2 separate regions of the Homo sapiens genome follow, and region 2 is linked to region 1. Evidence: chromatin loops called from intact Hi-C (ENCODE). Cell type or tissue: Calu3. All regions are shown on one strand. Links, peaks and the distances in the headings refer to the core of each region. The heading gives the core; the rest is flanking DNA. Region 1 overlaps LOC107984778 (a long non-coding RNA gene). Region 2 has its middle 51 kb from the start of CRAT37.

Region 1 (8,662 bases), core at 239-8,238:
TCTATACTAGAAGTGTACCCTGTTCACCTTCACCGCATCACCCCAACATCCATTTATTTTTATTTTTTTTGACTATGGCCGTTCTTGCAGGAGTAAGATGGTGTCACATTGTGGTTTTGATTTGCATTTCCCTGGTCATTAGTGATGCTGAGCATTTTTTCGTATGTATGTTGGCCATTTGTATATTTTCTTTTGAGAATTGTCTATTCATGTCCTTACTCCACTTTTTGATGGGATTTTTTTTCTTGCTAATTTGTTTGAGCTTGTTGTAGATTCTGAATATTAATCCTTTGTCAGATGTATAGATTGTGAAGATTTTCTCCAAGTCTGTGGGTTGTCTGTTTACTCTGCTGACTGTTCCTTTGCTAGGCAAAAGCTCTTTAGTTTAATTAAGTCCCAGCTATTTATCTTTGTTTTTATTTGTTTTTGGGTTCTCCGTCATGAAATCCTTGCCTAAGCCAATGTCTAGAAGGGTTTTTCTGATGTTATCATCTAGAATTTTTATAGTTTCACATCTTGGATTTAAGTCTTTGATCCATCTTGAGTTGATTCTTGTATAAGATGAGAGATGAGGATCCAGTTTCTTTCTCCTATATGTGGCTAGCCAATTATCCCAGCACCATTTGTTGAATAGAGTGTCCTTTCCCCACTTTATGTTTCTGTTTGCTTTGTCACAGATCAGTTGGCTGTAAGTATTTGGGTTTATTTCTGGGTTCTCTATTCTGTCCCATTGGTCTATGTGCCTGTTTTTGTACCAGTACCATGCTGTTTTGGTGACTATGGCCTTACAGTATAGTTTGAAATCAGGTAACGTGATGCCTTCAGATTTGTTCTCTTTGCTTAGTCTTGCTTTGGTTATGTGGACTCTTTTTTGGTTCCATATGAATTTTAGGATTTTTTTTTATTGTTCTGTGAAGAACTGGAAAAGGTGGTATTGTGATGGGAATTCCATTAAATTTGTAGATTGCTTTTGTCAGTATGGTCATTTTCACAATATTGATTCTACCTATCCATGAACAAGGGACATGTTTCCATTTGTTTGTGCTGTCTCTGATTTCTTTCAGCAGGGTTTTGTAGTTTTCTTTGTAGAGGTCTTTCACCTCCTTGGTTAGGTGTATTCCCAAGTTTTTGTTGTTGTTGTTTTGTTTTTTTTTGCCGCTATTGTAAAAGGGGTTGAGTTCTTGGTTTGATTCTCAGCTTGGTCGCTATTGGTGTACAGGACAGCTGCTGATTTGTGTACATTAATTTTGTATCCAGAAACTTTGCTGGAGTTCTAGGAGCTTTTTGGAGGAGTCTTTAGGGTTTTCTAGGTATACAATCATACCATCAGCAGAGACAGTTTGACTTCCTCTTTACTGATTTGGATGCACTTTATTTCTTTCTCTTGTCTGATTGCTCTTTTTAGAACTTCAAGTACTTATGTTGAAGAGAAGTAGTGAGATTGGGCATCCTTGTCTTGTTCCAGTTCTCAGAGTGAATGCTTTGAACTTTTCCCCATTTAGTATTATGTTGGCTGTGGGTTTGTCATAGATGGCTTTTATTACATTGAGTTATGCCTCTTGTATGCCGATTTTGCTGAGAGTTTAAATCATAAAGGGATGCTGGATTTTGTTTAATTTGCTGTGTCTATTGAGATGATCATGTGATTTTTGTTTTTAATTCTGTTTATGTGGTGTATCACATTTATTGATTTGTATATGTTAAATCATTCCTGCATCTCTGGTATAAAACCCACTTGGTCATGGTGGATTATCTTTTTGATATGTTGTTGGATTAGGTTAGCTAGTATTTTGTTAAGGATTTTTGCATCTATGTTCAACAGGGATATTGGTCTGTAGTTTTCTTTTTTGTTTATGCCTTTCCTGGTTTTTGTATTAGGGTGATAGCGGCTTCATAGAATGATTTAGGGAGGATTCCCTCTTTGTCTTGTGGAATAGTGTCAATAGGATTGGTACCAATTCTTCTTCGAATGTCTGGTAGAATTCAGCTTTGAAACCATCTGGTCCTGGATTTTTCTTGTTGTTGTTGTTGTTAATTTTTAAATTACCATTTCAATCTCACTGCTTATTATTGGTCTGTTCAGGGTATCTAATTCTTTCTGATTTAAGCTAGGAGGTTAGTATCTTTCCAGGAATTTATCCGTCTCATCTAGGTTTTCTAGTTTTTGTACATAAAGGTGTTTATAGTACACTTGAATGATCTTTTGTATTTCTGTGGTCAGTTGCAGTATCTCCTGTTTTGTCTCTAGTTGAGCTTATTTGGATTTTCTCTCTTCTTTTCTTGGTTAATCTTGCTAATGGTCTATCAATTTTATTTATCTTTTCAAAAAACCAGCTTTTTGTTTCACTTTCGTATTTTTTTTTGTTTGTTTCCATTTCATTTAGTTCTGCTCTGATCTTATTTCCTTTCTTCTGCTGGGCTTGGGTTTGGTTTGTTCTTTTTTCTCTAGCTCCTCGAGGTGTGACCTTAGATTGTCTGTTTGTGCTCTTTCAGACTTTTTGATGTATGCATTTAGGGCTATGAACTTTCCTCTTACACCTTTGCTATATCCCAGATGTTTTGATACGTTATGTCACTATTGTAATTTAGTTTGAAGAGATTTTTAATTTCCATCTTGATTTCATTGTTGACCCAATGATCGATCATTCAGGAGCAGATTATTTAATTTCCATGTATTTGCATGGTTTTGAAAGTTCCTTTTAGAGTTGATTTCCGGTTTTATTCCACTGTGGTCTGAGAGAGTGCTTGATATAATTTCAATTTTATTAAATTTATTGAGGCTTTTTTATAGCCTATCATATGGTCTATCTTGGAGAAAGTCCCATGAGCTGATGAGTAGAATGTATATTCTGAGGTTTGTGGGTAGAATGTTCTGTAAATATGTTAAGTTCATTTATTCCAGGGTATAGTTTAAATCCATTTTTTTTGTTGACTTTCTGTCTTGATGACCTGTCTAGTGCTGTCAGTGGAGTATTGAAGTCCCCCACTATTATTTTGTTGCTGTCTATTTCATTCCTTAGGTCTAGTAGTAAATTTGGGAGCTTCAGTGTTAGATGCATATATATTTAGGATTGTGATATTTTCCTGTTGGACAAGGCCTTGTATCATTACATAATGATGTCCTTCTTTGTCTTTTTTAACTGCTGTTGCTTTAAAGTTTGCTTTGCCTGATATAAGAATAGCTACCCCTGCTTGCTTTTGGTGTGCATTTGTATGGAATATCTTTTTCCACCCCTTTAAGTTTATGTGAGTCCTTAAGTGTTAGGTGAGTCTCTTGAAGGCAGCAGATGGTTGGTGAATTCTTATTCATTCTGCAATTCTGTTATCTTTTAAGTGGTGCATTTAGGCCATTTATATTCAATGTTAGTATTGAGATGTGAGGCACTATTCCATTCATCATGCTATTTGTTGCCTGTATACTTTTTTTTTAATCTTTAATTGTATTTTTGTTTTATAGGTCCTGTGTGATTTATGCTTTAAAGAGGTACTGTTTTGATGTGTTTCCAGGATTTGTTTCAAGATTTAGAGCTCCTTTTAGCATTCTTGTAGTGCTGGCTTGGTGTAGTGGCAAATTCTCTCCGCATTTGTTTCTCTGAAAAAGACTGTATCTTTCCTGCATTTATGAAGCTTAGTTTTGCTGGATACAAAATTCTTGGCTGATAATTGTTTTGTTTAAGGAAGCTGAAGATAGGGCTCCAGTACCTTCTAGCTTGTAGGGTTTCTGCTGATAAATCTGCTGTTAATCTGATAGATTCTCCTTCATATGTTACCTGGTGCTTTTCCTCACAGCTCTTAAGATTCTTTCCTTCATCTTAACTTTAGATAACCTGATGACAATGTGCCTAGGTTATGATCTTTTTGTGGTGAATTTCCCAGGTGTTCTTTGAGTTTCTTGTATTTGGATGTCTAGGTCTCTAGCAAGGCCAGGGAAGTTTTCCTTGATTATTCCAACAAATATGTTTTCCAGACTTTTAGATTTCTCTACTTCCTCAGGATTGCCGATTATTTTTAGGTTTGGTTGTTTGAAAGAATCTTAGACTTCTTGGAGCCTTTGTTCATATTTTCTTATTCTTTTTTCTTTGTCTTGTTGGATTGGGTTAATTAAAATCCTTGTCTTCAAGCTCTGAAGTTCTTTCTTCTGCTCATTTGATTGCATTGCTGAGACTTTCCAGAGCATTCTGCATTTCTATAAGTGCATCCATTGTTTCCTGAAGTTTTGATTGTTTTTTATTTATGCTATTTCACTGAAGATCTCTCCCCTCATTTCTTGTATCATTTTAAAAAATTTCCTTAAATTGGGCTTTGCCTTTCTCTGGTGGCTCCCTGATTAGCCTAATAACTGACTCTCTGAATTCTTTTTTCAGGTAAATCAGGGATTTCTTCTTGGTTTGGATCCATTGCTGGTGACCTGGAGTGATTTTTTTTGGGGGTGTTAAAGAGCCTTGTTTTGTCATATAACCACGGTTGGTTTTCTGGTTTCTTCTCATTTGGGTAGACTGTGTCAGAGGGAAGGTCTAGGGCTCAAGGCTGTTGTTCAGATTCTTTTGTCCCATGGGATGTTCCCTTGATGTAGTACTTTCTCTTTTCCTAGGGATTTGCCTTCCTGAGAGCAAAGCTGTAGTGATTGTAATCTGTCTTCTGGATCTAGCCACCCATCAGGTCAACCAGGCTCTGGGCTGGTACTGGGGTTGTCTATACAGAGTCCTGTGATGTGAACCATCTGTGGGTCTCTCAGCTGTGGATACCAGCATCTGCTCTGGTGGAGTTGGCAGGGGGGTGAAATGGACTCTGTGAGGGTCCTTAATTTCGGTTGTTAATGCACTATTTTTGTGCTGGTTGGCCTCCTGCAGGGAGGTGGCACTTTCAAGAAAGCATCAGCTGTGGTAGTATAGGGAGGATCAGGTGGTGGGCAGGGCCCTAGAACTCCCCAGAGTATAAGTCCTTTGTCTTCAGCTCCAGCGTGGGTAGAAAGGACCATCAGGTGGGGGCAAGGCTAGGTGTGTCTGAGCCCAGACTCTCCTTATGGGAGGGTGTTGCTGTGGCTGCTGTGGGGGATGGGAGTGTGGTTCCCAGGTCAATAGAGTTATGTTCCTAGGAGGATTATAGCTGCCTCTGCTGTGTCATGTAGGTTGTCAGGGAGGTCGGGGAAAGCCAGCAGTCACAGGCCTCACCCAGCTCCCATGCAAGCCAAAAGGATGATCTCACTTTCACTGTACCCACCCCCCAACAGCACCGAGTCTGTTTCCAGGCAGTGGGTGAGCAGGGCTGAGAACTAGCTCCAGGCTACTCACCTCCCAGCTATGAAAGTAAGTAGGGCTTTCATGCTTCCCCACCTGTGGAGTCTGCACACAGGATTCATGCCCTCCCTTGAGTTCTGGCCAGGAGATTTCTCATGCGGTTGGAATTATTACAAAGTTCAGCTGGAGGTTTCCTTCTCCTTGTGGCCTTTTCCCAGTCCTTTTCTGGCAGTCCTCCCCAAGGCCCCCTGTGAGGCAAGGCGGAAATGGCTACCCAGGGGACGCAGAGAGCCCACGGGGCTTTTCCCGCTGCTTCCTCTACTCCTGTATTTCGCTTGGCTCTCTAAATTGACTCAGCTCCAGGTTAGATCAGAATCTTCTTCCGTGTTGTAGACCTTCAGGTTCCTTAGTGAGCATGTGTGTTCAGAGGCAGAAGATCCCCCTTTCTCACTTCCAGAGTTTGGGCAGTCACGGTATTTGGGGTGTCTCCTGGGTCCTGCAGGAGCAATTTGCTTCCTTCAGAGGGTCCGTGGGTTCTCTTGGCTTTCCTGAATTATTTCTGCAGTAGTTCTGGAGCAAAAGTTTACAATGCGAGACTACACACACTGCTCTGTCCATCTGAGTGGGAGCTGCAATCTAGTCCTGCCTCTCGTCTGCCATGACCTTCTCAAAAAAACCGATTAATACATTTCATTTGCCTCTGCTCCAAGCCCTTGGTAACCACCATTCTAGTCTTTGATTTTAAGAATTTGACCATTTTAGATGACTCATGGAGGTGGAATCATGTAGTACTTGTCTTTTTGTGTGTAACTTATTTCACTTAGCATAATGTCCTCAATGTTCATCCATGTTGTTGCATATTGCAGAATTTTTCACTTTTTAAAAGCTGAATAGTATTTCATTGTATGTATATACCACAATTTCTTTATCCATTCATCTGTCAGTGAACATATGGGTCCTTTCCTTATCTTGGCTATTGTGAATTTCTTACTCACTGCGATAAACACGGATGTGATAATATCTCTTTTTTAGATCCTGATTTCAATTATTTCAGATATATACCCAAAAATGAGATGGCTGAATCATGTGGTAGTTTTATTTTTATCTCTTTGAGGAACCTCCACACTGTTTTCCATAGCGGCTGTATCATTTTGCAGTCCCACCAACAGCATACACTGGTTTCAGTTTCTCCATATCCTTGCCCACACTTGTTTTTTGTTTAATTTAATTTTTAATTGACAAATTTATATATATTTTTGGTGTACAACATGATGTTTTGATATATGTACACATTGTGGAATGGCTAAATTGAGCTAATTAACATATGCCCTACCTCATATGTTTACCTTTTTTTTTTTTTTTTGTGGTGAGAATGCTTACATTCTACTCTTAGCAATTTTCCGGTGTATAATAACTATAGTCACCATGATAGGCAATAGATCTCTACGACTTATTCCTCCCATCTAACTGAAATTTTGTGTTCTTTGACTAACATCTCTCCAATCCTCTAACCCCCAGTCTCTTTTTCTACTCTCTTTTTCTATTTGTTCAACTTTTTAAGATTCTACATGTAGGTGAGATTGTGTGGTATTTGTATTTCTGTTCCTGACTTGTTTTACTGAACATAATGTCCTCCACATTCATCTGTGTTGTCTCAAGTGACAGAATGCTTTTTTTTTTTTTTTTTTGGTAATAGCCGTCCCGACAATTGTGAGGTATGATATCTTTATAATCAACAATAATGTATTGTATGCCTACAATTTTTTAAGAGGATAGGTCTCACGTTAAGTGCCCTTACGGCAATAAAAAAATATTTCAAAGAAAAGTGACATGTAAATCAGCCCTTGCATGAGATTCTGAGCATCTTTAGGTGGTTTTCTCTGTGTTCTTTGCAGTGCTGAGCAGAATGCCTTTCACATACAAAGGCTCAGGAGGCATTGCCTTCCACCCGTTCCTTTAGAAGTCCTCCATGTGAATTTCTCATGCCTCTTGGAGGCTGCAGTTAAGCAAAGTCTCCATCTAAAGAAACATTCAGGGAGAAAAAGTGGGTATATTGGAAAGAGCAAGGGTTGAAGTCACACGGATCTGGACCGAAATCCTGACTTCGTCATATACCAGCTAGGTGACCTTGGCAGATAATAACCTCTCGGAGCCTCACCATTTTTAGAATAAAATTCAGGAAAATTGAGGGTTGTTGTAAGGATTAAAGGAGGGTAACATATGTAAAGCCTCTCATATTAAATCAATGTTTGTGTCCTGTCTGCTTCCTTCTTTTTGGTCTGGGTATGATAAACTGATTTATGTCTTCCTGAGTGCCACTTCCCGTGCTTCCAGATTGGACACAGTATCATTCAGTGTTCTGTGGATATCATTCAGATTGTGCATGCCTTTGCACGAGGTTGGCAGGGAGCTGATAACTTATTCCAAGGACAGACGAAAAGTGACCAAGGAATATATGGTGGTATCTTCTATGCCATTAATTCCTGCCCTTGTGATTTCAGCAGGTCAGGTGGTGGCTTTATACTTGTGAAAATCCCACCACTATAATCTACCTTCTCATTTGTCATCAAATTTAATCCTTGCATCCAGTACCTAAATGCCCATGAAATATGTAAGCCAAAACAGCCCAGACAGCTGCAGCCAGGGAGGATATTAGTGCAGTATGAAAAATAAGCAAAGCATGAGTGATGGCAGGTAATACGCTACCTACAAATTGCCCTCTTCTTCTCATGTTCCAGTTTGGTAGGAAAAAAAGTACTTAGCCTATGCAATAAATGTCATTGGTTAATTGAAGAGTCTCCATTCACTGAGGTATAATCATGATTTTTTTTTCCCCCTATGAAATCTTCCAAACTATACTTTTGAAATCCCTCTTTCCCCAATGAGTTTCAGAAATGCTTAACACCACCTTAGCCCACATTGCATAACCTTTCACTCACTTGCAGTTTTTAGTCTTCTTTAGCTTCTTAAGGCATTTGTAAAATATCCCTCTTATGTGCTCTCCAAGTCCCCTTTTTTCCCTGCCCCAAGCTTGGGCAGAGGCTGGGGCTGTCTCCGGGACAGCATAAAGAAGGACGTCTGGTTAGTTTGCAGCCAGCCCTCAGCTTCCAGCTTCCCCAGCCCATGTGAACTAGGGATGGGATGGGGCAGAGAGAAGGCACAACTGTGGAGCCTTGTCCTTTTCTCATGGTTCCTACTGCTTCCCTAAGTAGGCTGACCTTTGATTTCTTTTCTGAAGCAGGCCTTTGTGTATTATCCTGATTTTACATCTAGTACTGGTCTGCTTGGCCTGCCACAACAAAACTTCACAGACTTGGTGGCTTAAACAAGGTAAATTTACTTTCTCACAGTTCCAGATCCTGGAAGTTCCAGATGAAAGAGTTGGCAGGGCTTTTCCTGAGACCTGCCTCCTTGACTTTTAGATA
Region 2 (8,662 bases), core at 512-8,511, 59 kb after region 1:
ACTTTATTATAGAATAGCATCTTTACTTCTTTTTCTATCAATATCTATGACTGTGCAAAGGCCACATAGGCAACCTCAATAAAGGTATGCTGACTTACTGATTAATTACTTAATCTTTCTAGGATAGAAAGTCTAAGCCAGTGAGAATTAGCCTTATTTAAAACTTTTTGTTGCTCATTTTTGTTGCTTACTTTGTTTCTATATGGATGGACTCTGATGTCCTTTTTATTGTTGGAATACAATGGTGTTTGGTTCTCTTTTGCTTCTTGCTAAATGGGCTAGATCCTGCCTGGTGATAAAGAAAAAACACCTAGAGGAGAATCGTCTGATTCAGCTCATGTGCGTTGAATGTAATGGAACTGAACCAAGAAATAATGGGGATGATCTTTGTGAAAAATATAATCCTCTTATAAAACTGGTAAAAATTGACTCTGAATTTATTTGAGAAAGACTGTAAAACTTCCTTCGAGGCAGTGTGTACACATGGCATAAATGAATTTCTTTGTGAGTATTTGGAGGATGTAAAAACTCTAAAGCCATTTATTGAATATCCATCACTTCAGAGTTCTATAGGTATTAAAGATACCCTGGTTAAATGGACCTCAGGGGTCAAAAATCACACCCAATCAATCCTGTCCTCCACTGGTCTTTTAAATCCTTCCTAGCTCCTAAATACACGCCTGGCAACAGCGTACTCACTGGTAGCTTCCTCATCTTTTGTGGCCTGCATACACTGCACACGTTTCTGAAAGAGAATTGTGATAAAGTCAAGCCCCTTCTTCAAAACTCTGATTTCTCCTCATTGTTCCAAGGACAAAGTTCATATTCCATTGCCAGGTCTCTGCAATGGTTGCTATCCTGCCTTACTCGCCCATCACAGCCTCTTGGTTCAAATTATTACCAGTCCACTCTATGAAAAGGGCTGCCATTCCCTAACCTGTCACATGCCCTCTCTGCTGGGAATGCTTTTCACTCTACTTGGTCTTCAAGATCCAACTCTGATTTCTCTACCTTTTAAATCATTGCCTCCATTAAAGTACACACTTTCTCCTCTGTGTCCCCAAAGTGCTTTGTACGTACTTTGATACTTGTTCCATAATTACCTGTTCACTTGATCTACTATGACTTATTCAAGGTCAGGAATCACTCTTACTTTTAATTTTTGTTTTAGTGCCCTGTAGAATAGTGCTTCTCAAAGTTTAATGTGCATACACATCACCTGAAGATGTAAAATCAGATTCCGATTCAGCTGTTGGGGCAGAGTTGGGGGGGCTTTGGCGGGGTGGTGTCAGCATTTCTAACAAGCTCTGAGTGGAATATCAATGCTGTTGAACTCTGGATCACCCTTAGAAAAGCAGGCAGGTGTTTTTTTGGGAATTAATAATGTTTGGAATGAATAAACCAGAAATCAAAAAGAAAAAGCAAGAGTAAAACATCAAACCATGCTTCACTTTATTTTTAATTTTTTTAAAACAAGTGACATCTTCACTGGGTCTCTACATCTCCCTAGTGGTCATTATATTTTTATAGCTTTAACGTTTTCCCACATTTTAATATTATTAAAATTTGTCTTTAATTTTTCCCTTTGAAAAAATGTTAAATTTAGGTTTGTTTCAACCAGGACCAATACTGCACAAATCTGTTATTACAATGGGGCAACATTTATTTCTTGAAATATAATTTTGAAAACATTTTTGTTATATTATAGGACCTGTTTTAATCACAGACAATACAACATATAATTGCAGTACAGTGAGGCAAAATGTGTCTTCTAAAGTTAATTTATGTGTATGTATATATATGCGATATGTTCTTAGTTACATTTTTGAATAAAATGTTGTTTTAAAGAGTTCAGCTGAACTTTAAAGATGGATCCTTGCTTTTTCACAGTCACTTCCTGTTCTGATTAATATTCATTTACAGGCGTACTTCGCAAGGGAATTAGCTCACTACAATTTGGCTTATTTTGTGCCCGAACTTAGCTTTTCCACACTCTTTTCTTCTATGAATATGAAAAGATGAAATTTAAGACTCTATAGCTGGAAAGGGCCCAGGGACACTTTTCACAAATGCTGAATATTTCACTCACTGTCAACTCTCTACCTTGGAAACCAAATCAAAATGCAACAATGAATCAACTACATCAAAAAATTCAGGTCAATTGCCAACCAATTAACGGGAACATCTGGTTATTTTGACATCTGGTCAAAACAGTTGACCGTTACAACCCAATCAGCATCAAAAATCTGATTCCATAATAAAAGCAGCAAGAGATAGGTTCAAGGTAATGCGTAGGTATTACCTTCATTATGTTGGTTAAGAACACTGACAGCTAGGCTTTGTAAATTTCATTGGGAAACCGGTAGTCATAAGAACGCTTCTGGTTCTGATCCTCAATGATCCAATGAATAATGTTATTTTCTCCACTACAAGGTTGCAGTCCTCTATTTAGATGCCATAGTCTGCCTTTGCTGCAATTTTATGGGTACTTTTAATTTCAAACGTGAAATATTTCATCCGTGTGAAGTATTTCATCTTAAGGAGACAAGTGTTAAATATTTGTTTTAGTGCACCTCAGGGAGTGAAGCCAATATGCATTGAAGATTCAATTAGCAATAGTGATGCTGGTGATTAAAGAGCTGGAATCATCTGGCTGATTCATTTGGTTTCTTTTCATCTCATTTCTTAGGGAATAAATGTGGCTTGAAATAGTTTTATTTTGAATTAATGTTTAATGCTATCCAGCCAAGAAAAACTTTTTTTCCAAATATGTTCTCCTTCATATATAGAGAAATTCTTGATGAGCTCTCCACTATGTGCAAACTGCTCAAGTCATTTGAAAGAATTGGTAAGCTGGAATGTAGGAAGATGAACATTAGTTGTTATTACTAGAAAATTACCTTTCACCTTTTCGCTATAGAGTAGAACTCACAAACCAATGCCATGTGGATTAGAACATTGTTAAGAAACCTGTGAATTAGTTGACAGTATTAATGATTTGAGAGGCTCCACATAATCTGGATTTTTGGCTTCCAGTGGCAAAGGTTGAGCTGTGTATGCCTCTCTTTCAGTGGACATCTGTTCTCTGGTTTACACAGTTCCCACCTGATCAGTGGTGCTCATTTATGTGAGCTGTCTGGCATCTAAAGGCAAATCCTGCTCTGAAGTTTCAGGTTGTGCACATCTTCACGACTCCACAACAGCAATGTGGAGGTAGAGGCGGAGAATAGAGTGTGTGCCAATTATGGGACTTACCCACCCAGATTTAGACATAGGTCAGTGGAACTGACCCTAAGAAGAGGCAGCAATATAGGTAAGAATGAAAGCTAAGGCACATCTAACAGCCATCCATGGGTGGGGAGGGCTACAAAAATGATATGGCAGAGCCCGCTGGAGGTGAGGAGATTGCGGAGAAGGGGATTTGCAGTGGAGAGTCATCACTTGAGAGGATTTTTAAGGAGTAGGAAGGCTCCTTCCTGCAAGGAGCTCAAAGCCTCATTCTCAGCGATGGTGGAAGGAATGAAGCAGAAACCCAGTCCCAAGAATCAAGGCTCATCATCACAGCAACCAAAACACAGGGCCGTGAGTCTGTTGAGAAACCGACGTAGCAGCTCAGTGTTAAACAAGATATGCCAGATTGCCAATGCTGAGTTTCAGTGATTGGCAGGCAGAGGCTGTGGGCTCCTTCTTTATTTCAAGAATAGGGCCAGAACTAGAGGTAGACACAACAAAACATGGAGATGTCCTTGAATCTGACTTTGAGGACCTGGGGAAAGATATGCAGAACAATTGCTGAAAGGAGGGTAAAAAATATCTCCATTTCATTCTTCAATGAGTCATTATTTAATATTGAAACCCTTCTGTTAGCATAAACTTTGGTGGCATATTTATTTTTAAAAAGGCTAAAGGAAGAAAGCTCTGAAGACATAGCAGGACTGTGAGATGATACAGAATCATCATCCATCAATGTCTATTCAGCCAGTATTAGCAGAAACCTGTACGGAACAACCACTCTTAACATAGAAAAGGGTATTATAATTTGAAAGCTACAGCTCTTGCCCTAGCACCCAGTTTGACCTCTCCCTATGAGAGAAATGGCCTCTTGAACACCTGAGGGTTAACTAGCCAAGAAAGGGGTTGCTGCTGAGATGGAGGGAGAGATTAGATGGGGAATAATAAACACATAGCTCTGGCTGCTGTACCTCTGGTCACCTCCCAGGATAGGCATCCCTAATTGATTACAGTACTCTTTCCTGCTGAGCTGGGATGAGGCCTCAGAATTGTTCCCAATACCATGTATCAGGAGCCAATCAATTAGGGCTGACATAGCAATGAAATGCATCTGCCCTCCTTTGATTCGGTTTTTACTGCCAAATGGGCTGTGGATGAGGCCGCTGAGTGGGGGCAGAACATTCATGTCCAGGTTGGAAGCAGGCAGATTGTCAGCCAGGGAAGCTTATAACAGGATATATTTTTAAGGTATTTATTTGTATTGATTCTTCCTTCCCTCCCCACTTCGTCTAAGTAGAGAGCAAGGCCCTTATAATTCCCTGCCTGTAGGATTTTGTTGGGCAAAAAGCATAAGATAGAGTAGTACCTCCTTTCTCTTACAAGAAATTAAACTGAATAAAAAGATTCCTTGCTATGTGCTCCAAAAGAAAGAAGGGAGAAGGGAATCATTTAGGATCATTGGAGTCATTGTTTTGCAGGCATGTGGGTGGAAGGAGAAAGGAGAATATAGATAAACGACCTCTAGCAGTCAGGGTCCCAGCAGGAAGACGATGCCCTCAAATTAGAATAGGAGAGGCTACAAGGAAGACGGAAGTACACTGTGTCTAGTAACAGCGGAGCTGTTATCACCAATTGGCCCAAAGGGATGAGGGGAGGGTTTGGTCCATGGAGTATAAAGGAGAGGGTGGTGTAGAGAGGCGGATCTAGAAAGAAGCAGCTATGCAGGGAGGGAGTCTACCTCGTTCTCTTCTATCCTTCTCTCTCCTGCTGGGGCTCCCTGTGGCCAAAACAAATCAGGAACCAAAGGCCAATGAAGTTTCTGTAAGATGGAAGTAGTAGCTCATCCAGGTCAGCAGGGAGCAGAGTGGCAAGGCGTGGGGGCATGGATGGAAGGCAAATGGAATATGTCTGTCACTACTCACACCATTTCCTTCAACATCTACTCTTGCCTTAACCTGGCTGAAAAGATTTTGTATTCATCACAGGGGACAAGTGAAGTCCTGCCAGCTACGATAGCATCAAGGGATGCTATAAACTCAGTTTTACTTTCACCTGAAACTTTAAACATTAGCCACTATCAGGTTCTACTACAGGATAGTGAAGGAAAATGGGGAAATGAAATAAGTAATAAACATAGCTGCCATAGTCCCCAGTTTGGTTGTTGATTTTATGGTCTAACTTGAGGATCATGTATTTGTCATCTTCTACTGTCTGCTCCATTTCCCCTTTCTCTTGCCAGCGCCTCAGCTGGATGGGCCCCAGTGAATACTCTGAGTCATAGATACAGATTTCCTGACCTCCGATGAGTAGCAGCAGCTCAAGTTTTCCCCGTTAATAAGTCCACTGTGTACACTGTGCTCTTCCCTGATGGTTCAGTACCATGAAATCTCCAATTTGGCATTTTTTTTTTTTAGTGAATTACAACTATCACCATGTTGCCTGGTGGAAGCATTCCCTTCTTTGGTACTAGGATTTCCAAACCCACTGAGCTCAAGCTTGCAGGAACAGGAAGCAAAAATTCTTCAAGTTAGTTATGAGATCTCACTCCTACCTCTGTCCTTTGATTCGCAAACATGTGCATTTTTGCTGTAGGGGGAGACAGTGCCATATATTGGCCATTGGTTTAAGGCATATACCATATTCTGCAGGACAGCGTTCCAACCTTGAAAGCTGGTGTCTCCAGGCTAGCACTATAACAGAACCTTCAGCAGGGCATTCCACTATTCTGTTGAGCAAGCTGCTTCTGCGTGTGAGTGCACATAAGACAGAGCATCCTGTAGGCATGAGCCTATGCCTGCATTTATTTTGTTATAAAATATGTTTTCTGGGCCAAGGTGCGGTGGCTCACGCCTGTAATCCCAGCGCTTTGGGAGGCCAAGGCAAGTGGATCACCTGAGGCCAGGAGTTTGAGATCAGCCTGGCCAACCTGGTGAAACCCCATCTCTACTAAAAATACAAAAATTACCTGGGCATGGTGGTGGGCGCCTATAATCCCAGCTACTCGGGAGGTTGAGGCAGGAGAATCACTTGAACCTGGGAGGCAGACGTTGCAGTGAGCCAAGATCACGCCACTGCACTCCAGCCTGGGCGACAGAGCGAGACTCGTCTCAAAAAAAAAAAAAAAAAAAAGAAAAACATGTTTTCTGGATGGAAATGATGTGGAGTGGCAATCCATGGCAATGGGTAAGGCATTATATTAACCCACAAATGGTGGTATTGATACAAGGATTTTATGGAGTATCTAGTGAAACATAACAAAAGATAGCATATGTGACCTCCAAAAGCCAACACATTGGTTCTTTTTTGTAATCATGGGTGGAGCAAGTTTCAGCACCTTTTCTCACTTTAAGAGGAAAATGTCAACTTTCTATAGATCAATAGACTGTTGTCTATAGAGTCAATATAGAAATAGACTTTTATCATTATGGCAGGCCCCTAAACTTTCTAAAAGTCTGTTTCCTATCTTCTGGCTTCACATGTTTTGCTGAGGCATCTAGAGTGCTTTATACTTTTTGGTCACCAGATCCAATTAGCATCATTTGATCTATATAACAATCATCATATTCTGTGAGCTATTGGGGTGAAAAAGCTTCCTCTGGATCCTCTTGGGAGAGAGAATGAGAGAACTTACCCAGCCATGAGACAATATAGTAAAGTTTTACACAGCCATGAATACCGTAAAGGTAAATTGTCCCTGCCATATAAATACAAACTCCTTTTGTTTGGAGTGGAGAATAAAGCACTTGTCAAGTCATTAACTGCACACCAGGTAGCAGGAGAAGTGTGGATTTCCTTCAGTAAAGACACCGCATCTGAAACTGTTGCTATGATCAGCCTTAGCACCTGAATTAGCTTGTAATAATCTGCTGTCATTTGCTAAAGCCCATCTGGCTTTTATACCAGTAATGTAGACAAATCAAAACATTCATGGTAAGAATCCTAACCCTGTGCATCCCTCAAGTCTTTGATAGCTGTGCTAATCTAGTCTCTGCCTCTCCCCAGGGATGAATTTCTGCTTTTGGTTTCCTATTTTAGCAAGAGGGGTAGACCTAGTTTCGTCCTTCCTACCAGAACGGCCCCCACTCCTCATGTCAGAAAACCAATGTGGATGTTGCATCCATTGCTAAGTACATCTATTTTCATTATTTGTTCTGGGTCTTCAGTCCCATTAGGATTGTGCTAAAACCCCGTCTATCACCTGATGTCTATCAACCCCTATCTGACTGGTGGACACCATATCATTGATGTCTCTGAACATGAGCAGCAGTTCAGAATCCATTTCTAACAGCCCCTAGAAGGTCTTTGTAGTTCCTTTTCTTGGTGCATAGCAACTGTGTAAAAGGCCCTTGGTTTCCTCTGGGAAGGAACTGTTAACAGGCTGTGAATATCTACCAAAGTGACTCATGTTAGGTTTCTTCCTACCAGACCTCAAAATTTCTCTCTCTGTCTCTGTCAATCTCTCTGTCTCTCTCTCTCTCTCTCTCTCACACACACACATACACACACACACTCTCTCTCTGTCTATATATATATATAATGTAATGTGTGTATATATATGTGTGTATATATATGTATATATATATATGTATATGTGTATGTATATATGCATCTCTTTTATTTCTTGTGATTTCACAATCAATACACTCTTACTGCCTATCCATGAGAATCCAAACACTCGATTTCCAGACAGTGTCACTGGTGAGTCTGATGAAATAATTATGAAATACATAGTGCCAATCATACGTAAGTCCTTCGAGAGGATTGAGAAAGAGTATAGACTCTCCTCCAATTCATTTTATGAAGCTAGAATAACCTTGATACTAAACCAAAAAGATCAATATGAGAAAGAAGCATTACAGGCTATTATTATAGGGATATTTGCAAAATTCCTAAGCAAAATATTAGCAAACCAAATCCAGCAGTGTATAAATGGGTTAATGTTCTATGACTAAACTTAGTTTATCCTAAGAATTTAAGTGTAACATAATTAAAAATATAGTTACAGATATAGACAGAGAGATAGATAGTCTCTGCCCTCTGTTCTTGGCACAGAACTCCTAAAACCCTTGTAATTTCCTGATCAATAGGGGTGCTAGGTTCATCTTTTGTTCTAATATTTGGTCTTTGACCCTGGTTCCTGACATGGAGCTCTTAATTCCTTGGAATTTCCTGCATAATAGGAGAACTTTTGTTCTAATGAGGGGACCCTTCGTGGGATCCTGGCTGGGGCTACTCATAATTAGAAACTTGGAATGTTCATCCCCACTCCTCAACCTCTGGGAAGGGGAGAAGGGCTGGAGATTGAGTTAATTGTGCATGCCTACATAATGAAGCCTCTGTAAAAATCCCTAAACTATAACTTTCAATGAGCTTCTGGGTTGGTGAGGTCATCCATGCACCCAGAGGAAGGTGCACCCCAGCTCCACAGGAC

What was found. A loop is a pair of places that touch in the nucleus more often than their neighbours do. Peaks named below come from ENCODE experiments on the same cell type or tissue, not always from the same donor. Only the 100,000 strongest peaks of a DNase experiment are listed, where the experiment ranks them.
Region 2: a loop joins it to region 1, with 3 times the contacts of the local background. A loop is called at or near these places in 3 of 110 quality-filtered maps.

Annotation. Positions count from the first base shown.
Region 1 is chr15:91,451,153-91,459,814 of GRCh38, forward strand. The region is part of intron 2 of LOC107984778 (a long non-coding RNA gene); the gene reads right to left. Among named protein-coding and RNA genes, the nearest start is that of CRAT37, 7.9 kb to the right of the region's middle. In Calu3, for the core only: no CTCF peak of the experiment used is centred there; a DNase peak (open chromatin) is centred at 5,169.
Region 2 is chr15:91,510,084-91,518,745 of GRCh38, forward strand. No RefSeq gene overlaps it. Among named protein-coding and RNA genes, the nearest start is that of CRAT37, 51 kb to the left of the region's middle. RefSeq lists a silencer at 6,836-7,130. In Calu3, for the core only: no CTCF peak of the experiment used is centred there; a DNase peak (open chromatin) is centred at 5,488.